3 separate regions of the Homo sapiens genome follow, and all the other regions are linked to region 3. The links are chromatin contacts, found by Hi-C or POLR2A ChIA-PET in ENCODE. All regions are on one chromosome and are shown on one strand. The core of a region is the stretch at or near the end of the contact, and the rest is flanking DNA. Distances in the headings are between cores, read along the strand shown. Region 1 overlaps NTNG1 (netrin G1). Region 2 overlaps NTNG1 (netrin G1). Region 3 holds the start of PRMT6 (protein arginine methyltransferase 6).

Evidence for each region. A loop is a pair of places that touch in the nucleus more often than their neighbours do. ChIA-PET counts read pairs that join two places held with the same protein, here RNA polymerase II (POLR2A). Pooled maps may share reads with other maps.
Region 1: a loop to region 3 is called in a map of OCI-LY7, with 4 times the contacts of the local background. The contact joins the enhancer-like site here to the promoter of PRMT6 in region 3. A Hi-C loop is called at or near these places in 1 of 168 maps with a recorded cell type or tissue (OCI-LY7), 2 of 37 single-sample maps with no recorded cell type and 1 of 50 pooled maps.
Region 2: a map with no recorded cell type shows a loop between it and region 3 (2.3-fold over the local background). The contact joins the enhancer-like site here to the promoter of PRMT6 in region 3. A Hi-C loop is called at or near these places in 2 of 37 single-sample maps with no recorded cell type and 2 of 50 pooled maps. POLR2A ChIA-PET finds 5 or more read pairs at or near these places in 1 of 52 experiments (activated CD4-positive, alpha-beta T cell).

What each region holds. Positions count from the first base shown.
Region 1 is chr1:107,358,191-107,360,890 of GRCh38, reverse strand. All of the region lies in intron 3 of NTNG1 (netrin G1), which reads right to left. Among named protein-coding and RNA genes, the nearest start is that of NTNG1, 220 kb to the right of the region's middle. Within about 2 kb of position 1,275, at least 3 of the 41 ENCODE cell types and tissues checked have a DNase peak (open chromatin) inside an H3K27ac peak, as active enhancers do; they include OCI-LY7, where a contact is called at or near this core.
Region 2 is chr1:107,433,166-107,435,865 of GRCh38, reverse strand. The region is part of intron 6 of NTNG1 (netrin G1); the gene reads right to left. Among named protein-coding and RNA genes, the nearest start is that of NTNG1, 290 kb to the right of the region's middle. Within about 2 kb of position 1,430, at least 2 of the 41 ENCODE cell types and tissues checked have a DNase peak (open chromatin) inside an H3K27ac peak, as active enhancers do.
Region 3 is chr1:107,055,423-107,058,122 of GRCh38, reverse strand. It overlaps PRMT6 (protein arginine methyltransferase 6), which reads right to left and starts at 1,449. Exons shown (of 1, transcript NM_018137.3): 1 at 1-1,449. The coding sequence starts at 1,407. The coding sequence ends at 280. RefSeq lists enhancers at 648-857, 868-997, 1,008-1,147, 1,168-1,217.

The DNA.
Region 1 (2,700 bases), core at 26-2,525, 300 kb before region 3:
GAAATATGTAACATGTATTCTGGAGGCATGGACGAGAGATACTCAGTGACTGGTGACTAGATGTTAGAAAGTAGCCTCTCGGCTATGAGTCAAGGACCATATATTAAGTGATCTTTACATCCTAAACAGGGCTTAGCATAGGATGTGCACATATTAGTTGCTACTTAAATGCTTTCTAATATATTGATTTGCTAAGCAGACTGATAATGCAGATAAAATTTCACAGGCATTACTTGACTTTGCAAATACTTTTCAGAATTCAAATAAATTATTTATGTACTACCCATGAATTAGAGACTATCCATTCATTATCATATAAATTATATTACTTGATTTCCTTGCTGAAAATCTTCCAGTGGCTTCCTGTTGCCTATAGGACCTAAACAATTTGGCATTTGCTCATCTCTCCTACCTTAATTTCTATCACTTTCCACCTTGAGTATTCCATACTGTACTTTCTATTTCTCTTCAGGGTCTTTACACTCACTGTTTCTCTTTTTGGAATGTTCTTCCACAGATATTTCCGTGGCCCACTCTTTCACATCCTTTAACTTTTGTTCTGATATTCTGACCTCTCAGATCACCTCTTCCTAAAGTGGCTGTCTTCTTATTCTCTTTCCCTTACCCTGATTCATTTTTCTTCATGGTATATATCACTGCCTGAAATTATATTTATTGTTTTGGTGTGTCAAGTTCAGTACCTGGTATATAATGCCCACTAAACATTTTCCTAAAAAAAATCAATTTTTCTAATCAATATGTTTGAGTGCTATAGACCAAAGGGTTGGTCGGTTGTCAGGCAGGTAAGCAGACCCTGTATAAGACAACAGGGTGTGGCGGGAGCAGCAACCATGTGTGAACAGTTTAGGCTTGATTAAGAGGTATGCAAATAAAAAATAAGTAAAATGTTGTGTCGACCAAATAAGATATATCTGGGGACCAGATTGGGCCCAACTGTTTTGGGTTTACATAAGTTACACAATAAATAGCAGTGACTATCTCGTGATAGTTTTGGAGAAAATACTGTTTTCTATAAATATGTATTTCCACTTCTCTCTTTTCCTTTTTTTTCATCTTATCACACTTAGTATTTTTTCCTTCAGATGTAAAGGTGAATTAGCACGGTGTATGCACTCAATACTGTCTGTTCAGCTCCCTAATGATATGAACAGTGAATGCAAATGTAAACCTATCTGTAGGTTTTCTAATCACAGAAACAGGAAGCTCCAAATTTAAGAACATAGAATCAGTGATGCAAATGTGTTGGGGGTGGGGGAGCTTGCCAAGGACAGACAGAAAATAGAAAAAGTCACCCTTCACTTCTGATGCCTACTCTCAATCAAGTCTCAGATAGGGGCAATTTCCAGAGAAATGATCATCCTATAGGTATGAATAGGTTAATGAAGCTATAAAGCCTTTGTTTGCCCACCAGACCTGTTTTCTCTTCTCTTCCTGGGAAACTAAGGCTTCTCTTAAGCCATTCTCTGATTCTCTGATATCTTAACTGGTCTGTGATAGGGTTCAGATTCAGTCAATCTATTATCATCTCCTATTTATATTTCTCTGCAATCAATGACCATGCTGTATTGCTTCAGGCTGTGATTCACAATCATAAACTGTAGTTTATATTTATCAACTTCATTTATGAGAAAAATTGGGCACGCAGGATGTAATTACATTGTCATGAGCTGCTAAAGACAAACACTGAGGCTCACACATCAGTGACCACAGAAGTCAGACCCGTTCTCCCCAACAGCTCAGTTTGTGTGTCCAAATCTCTATAGCTCTACTGGCATCTAGGAGCTGCAATTTCCTGTGTGTGTGTTTTAAGTTGCCTTGTTCAGATTTCTAGCAAATTGGAGTAACATTTGGTGATAGAGACGTCCGCATTTTCAATAGAACTTTATATTTTTTTGTGAGACAATGATCAGCCTTGTAGCAGTTGGCCATAATTTAGATTAATTTACAGTGGAGCTGTCAAGTCTAGAATTAACAGAGAAAACCTAGCATAAACTAATCTGTCAGTTCAAGGCACAGACTTCAATCCTTTAATCACAGCTAAACTCTTTTACTTCTGGGGCACCAAAGCTGTCCTCACAGCAGGGTGTTATGGCATGTTTGTAATGTCTGAAGGGTAAAAATATGCTCAAATTGCAGTTCAAATACTGTGTTTTTAAGCAACAGCAGCTTGTAGATGTTGTTAAACTCTCTGCCTTTTTTTTTTTCCTGGAATGATTTGATTATCATCGTAAGGTCCTCTTTAGAATTCCTTACTTTCAAAACAGATACACTAAAATTTAGGCTTTTCTCCCCCATAGGTCAGTGCTCTGTATTAGTTTGGAAAAAGATGACCAGATTTTCAGTGGGCTAGATCAACACTAGAATGCAACAAATGAATTGATTGTAAAGAAAAAGTTTACATTAGACAGACTCATCCAGAACAGGAAACCCCCACTCGTGACCAAATCTATGTGCAAGTGGCCATTTGCTGTTGATTAATTCTAGTCATAGATGTCAAAAAAAAAAAAAAATTAAGTACTATCTCCTCATGCCCATCTATTTTCCAGTGCTCAACTTGAGAGTATCATCTTCTTCAATAAGGCTTGAAGAACTAAATTTTTAAAATAACTCAAGTAGAGGTAGCACTTAATATTTCTTAGTCCAGAGTGTAATATTTTCTCTCAATTGCATTTTTCCCCA
Region 2 (2,700 bases), core at 181-2,680, 380 kb before region 3:
GATATCCTTTAGGCTTCTATTAGCTGGAAAGATAGTGCAGGTAGCTGGCAGCTTTTGGGTACTGTGAGCTAAAGTTTCTTTCCTCATTACTCTTCTAATACTTTTGAGGAAGTTATTGTGCCTCTCAGTTTCCATTATTTAAAAATGGGTACATTAAGCAGTTCCCTCATGAAAAACCAAATAAAACTATACCATCCAACTAACCAAGAGAAGTCTTGAAAATTTAGTTTAATATAATCAAGTTTGGCATATTAGATTTGCTATGGGGATTCAGGGTTTAGCCTTATAGATGGGTCTAGGGGTTTGATTCTAAGTTTATGTCACAGACACTAATTATTCTTCAAATAAATGTGGAGTACCTTAGAATTATGATTTATTTTATGCTAATTAAGTCAGGTTTCGAGTTCAGCATTCTTATAAAACAAACATTTATATGATGAATAGTTATATATGTAGGTAAAAATAAAACTTAATAAACTCTAAAATGCTCTCTCCTTGCCTGGCTTAGTTTGTACTTAACAACTAGAGTTTTATTTTAAATTAACATTTTCTATTTTAATATGCATGTGTATATGGAAGCAGATTAAAAATATTTTAAAATACTAATTTTGTGAAAGCTTTTAATGTTTGTCTGTACATAGGCACATTATAAATTTGTACCTATATCGAAACTGTAATTTTTTTTTTTACTGTTTAAAGTGTGTAAGTTGACAATAAATCACCAATGTTTTGTAAGCCAGTAAGCAGAGTTACATCTGGCCAACGTGAATTCACATACTCCTCCAGTCAATTAGCCCATGACCATTAATTAATATAAGATTTTAGAGGCAAAAAATGTAAACAAAATTAAACAAAACAGTAAAACATTTAAACCATAATATATCCCAGTCATTGTCATAGGAAAATGTGGGTAAGTGTAATGTTTTGCAGTCATGAAAATAAAGGACAAGAAGGGGTGTGGCCTTCCCTTCACCTTATGTAACAAATAATTCAGTTTTTTAAAAGTGTCATTTATGGAATGATGGTCAATGGTGGATATTGGAGTAATGCAAAGAGTCTTGGAGGATCATATTTTATTCCATGAAATTAGGAAGAACATGCAGGACTGTTAGATTACAAAGCAACGTAAAATACCTGGCAGGGGGTGCTTCATTTAAAAGTTATACTAGAATTGATTTACAGGTATTAAAAGTGTCTTATGTTCCCCTTATTCTATTTAAGGTACCTCTGATTACCCAACCATGGGTTTCAAAGGGGAATTAAAAATTATACATCATAATTTTAAGAAATGCTTAGCAGCAGCTGCTGAGCTCTGTTTCATTGTGATGCAAAGCTTGTCAGCTGGATTATTAACAGTGATTACTCAGGGTCACAAACCATATATCCTCTAGCTTCCTGCTTAATGCTCAAGTTTACATGAAACAGAAGCATGCAAGGATGTCATCTTCATGTAATTGCTATGTCATTACAGGGTAATTACATGTATCTTTGGAGACATGGCTGTGTTTGGAATTTGTAGAAAAAATGGGCAAATTCACCAGTAATTACAAAGCAGCAATCACTGTGGCAACATGGAATAGCCTGCTGCATTTTATATTTGCCATAATATAAAATGATGCAAGTATTTTACAACATCTATTTCATCACACAGAGCCTACATTTTGTCAAAGATATGAGTTGTTCCTTTACAGCAAGGGTGGTGAATTTTATTGTCAGTTGTTAAAGAATTGGCAAAGTGTTCTTTTTTTATTTTTAATGTAGATGAGACTTAGATGAAGTTCAAAGTTTCCAAGATTAGTGCCTTATTCTGTGAAAGTGAATGGGGTAAATATCCCTTCATTTTCATTAGTGCTTTCTATACAAAATGGTATTAAGATTAACTCTCAATTACTTGTGATGTATCCTTTCGAATTTAACAGTCCTGCCGCAAGCCCTTTAGGAATCTTAATTGTGGAAAATAGCAAATAGGTTCATGCTGTCTCATAGGGCAAACCTTAGCAAAGGAGCCAGAGGCTTCCAACGGCCCTGAGAGGGCAAACTCCAGCCTAGTGCACAGGCAGCCCCAGTACCACTGTCCTCAGCGCCTCAAGCAGGGTAAGTGAAATCTACAGCTTTTTAAGGAAATTGTTATTAATTCATTGTGTGCATATAAGCACTACAGATAAAAGATAGACCTTAGTACCTATCAGCTAGCTAAATTTTTCTATTCATTCTTGAAACACAATTTTCTTCTTTAGAAAAGGGCAATAATTTAAGAAATTATGGTGGGTGAGGGAACAATCTAGCTAATATTACTTTTTATTTTATTTTATTTTTTGAGATGGAGTCTCGCTCTGTAGCCCAGGCTGGAGTGCAGTGGCGCTATTCTCTCAGCTCACTGCAACCTCTACCTCTCGAGTTCAACTGATTCTCCTGCCTCAGCCTTCTGAGTAGCTGGGATTACAGGCACAGGCCACCACGCTCAGCTAATTTTTTATCTCTTTCAGTAGAGATGTGGTTTCACCATGTTGGCCAGGCTGGTCTCAAACTCCTGACCTTAAGTGATCCACCTGCCCGGGCCTTCTAAAGTGCTGGGATTACAGGCATTAGCCATTGCACCTGGCCTAATGTAGCTAACTTTAATAGTACCTAGGAATGCACTCCTTTGTGTTCACCAAGTACTTCGCTTGGTTTCAAGTACAAAATACTAAATAGAAACAG
Region 3 (2,700 bases), core at 200-2,699:
AAATACAAGTGCTTGGTACTACATGCTTTTGAGGCTAAATGCCCAATAATAAGCACGCTGTATCCGTTGTTGAGGGGGATCACTTTTTAAGTAAACATCACCAGAAGAATCTCTTCAAATGGAGAATGAAGTCACTCTCCCTCCCTAGAGGCTATGAGGGAAAAGGGGGAGATATTCCCCCTACTTGCACGTGGGATCTCCCTTTCCCCTCCGACCTCGCTACGCCTCTCCCACGCAGGTCAGGCTGCTTTGGGAGGTAGCTGGGAGAAAAGGCAACGCTCAGTCCTCCATGGCAAAGTCTTTGGTCTTCTCCTCCTGGTCTCCCACTTTGTAGCGCAGCAGCACGCGCAGGCGACGGGGGTTGTCCCGGGAGGGCAGCAGCGTGATCTCTCCTGAAACGTCCGTGTCTTGCTCCACTTGCACCGGCTCGTTCAGGTAGAGGAGCGCCTGTTTCCAGTGAGTGGCCGGGTGAAAAGGCGAGGTGGACAGCACCAGGGGTTTCTCCGACTCCCCTCCAGGGAAGGTCACCTGGAACCAGATGGCAAAGCCATGCATGGGCGCCGAGCCATAGCAGCTGCAGCGGAAGCGCCCGCCCACTCCGGCCTCCAGCTCCTGCTCCAAGCCGGCGCGGGAGAGCTCTAGCTGAGCAAAGCGCTGCGGCCGGGCCAGCACGTCCTCGCCGGACAATCCCTGCACAACGATCTCCGAGTGGCCCATGAGACAGCGCGTGGCGAAGCCCTCCAGGCAGCTCATGTCCACACCATAGTGCTGCTTCACCTGGCTCCAGAAGCCCAGGCGCCATTCCAGCATCTGGTCGCTGATGGGGGCTATGAAGAGCTCGGCGGAGGCCGGCAGGAGAAGACCGCCCTCCTTCAGCCACTTGGTTCGCGCGTGGAGGACGGAGCTCAGCATGGACTCGTGCAGGAGTCCGTAGCCCATCCACTCGCTCACGATGGCATCCACCTGTTCCGGCAACTCTACAGTCTCCACTGGTCCCGGCAGGACGTGCACCCGGTCCTCCAGCCCGTTGAACCGCACCACCTCCCGGGCCTGTTGCCAGATGGCGCTGGCCTCTACCGCGTACACGCGCCGGGCCCCGGCCTGGGCACAGAAGATGCTCAGAATGCCGGTGCCCGCGCCCACGTCCAGTACCGTCTTGCCTCGCAGTGCTGCCCAGTTCCGAAGGATACCCAGGCGGTAGGCATCGGTGCGGACGCGGTCCGCGATCATCTCCTCGTGGACCGAAACGTCCGAGTAGCACTCGTAGTACAGCTGGTCCCGTTCCCGCTTAGTCCTCCGGGGTCGCTCCAGGGCCGCCTCCCGCTCCGCGCCATCTTCCTCTTCAGTTCCCTCCCCTCCTTCGCCGCCGCCCCCCGACTCAAGCTTTCTTTTCTTGGGCTGCGACATCTTGGCCGCTCTGCCCGGCTCCCGGCGGGCGTAGCGCGGCACGGCGCGGGCTCCAGGAAACGGGGGCTTCTGGGACTTGTAGTGCGCGCTCGTCCTTCCTACTTCCTGCGGGGTCGCCCGGCCGGCGGCGCGGAAGGTCTCCTGTGCCTGCTCACGGGAGCTGTTTTGTATTGCTCTTCTGGTGTCCTGGCATCCCTTTTCCCACCCACGACGCCCACATTCTGAGATCCTTTCATTCCCCCTCCCACCCTTAGCTCCTCAGTTTTTTGCTTTCACTCCCTTCCTGAAGTAGGCACGCACACTTAAGACTAATAATCCACCTTTGTTTCTTCTGCTGAACTCACCTCTGTTTTTTTTGTTTGTTTTTCTGTTTTTTGTTTTTTTTGAGAGGGAGTTTCGCTCTTGTTTCCCAGGCTGGAGTGCAATGGCGCGATCTCCGCTCACCGCAACCTCCGCCTCCTGGGTTCAAGCGATTCTCCTGCCTCAGCCTCCCGAGTTGCTGGGATTACGGGCGCATGCCACCAGGGCCGGCTAATTTTGTATTTTTGGTAGACGGGGTTTCTCCCTGTTGGTCAGGCTGGTCTCAAACTCGCGACCTCAGGTGATCCGCCCACCTCGGCCTCCCAAAGTGCTGGGATTACAAGCGTGAGCCACCGCGCCCGGCCTAACTCACCTCTGGTTTTATTCCACCGAATTAACATGGCAGCACCATCCACCCACTACCGCCTTAACTGGACAATTGTAGCTCTTAAAGTGCTCCAGCTGTGGCAATTTAGAAACTGCACTACGCATTTCTTTTTTCTGTTTTCAGTGCAGTTAGAGTGCAAATGTAACAAAATTAAAACCTAACAATGCAAAATCTTGGTTCTGATTCCAGTATGACCACTAATTAGTTGAGTGATTTAGGGCAAATAATAGAACTTCTCTGGCCTTTAGTTGCCCATTCACCCACCAGCGAATCTTCATTGCAGTTGGGGAAGAACTAGGTTTCTGGTTCTACTTAGAAGAATAGTTACTTGGCTTTCGGCTCTGCTCTGATAATTCTGTGGCTCTCTTAAGAGTTAAATCCTGAAAAGTGCAGACTCAAGAGCCATGTGATACAAGCAAACTCGTTGCTAGGTGTATTCTATATATATATGCGTTTTTTTCTCTCAGAAATAACGGAATCAATTTCTTTTAATCACTTTCTCAATGCAATTCATTTTTTCCTGTGTTTTCTTGTCCGGGCAATATTGACACTCTCCTCTTTCTCTTATATTTTTCTTGTAGTCAACCATCAGCTGTTACTCTCTT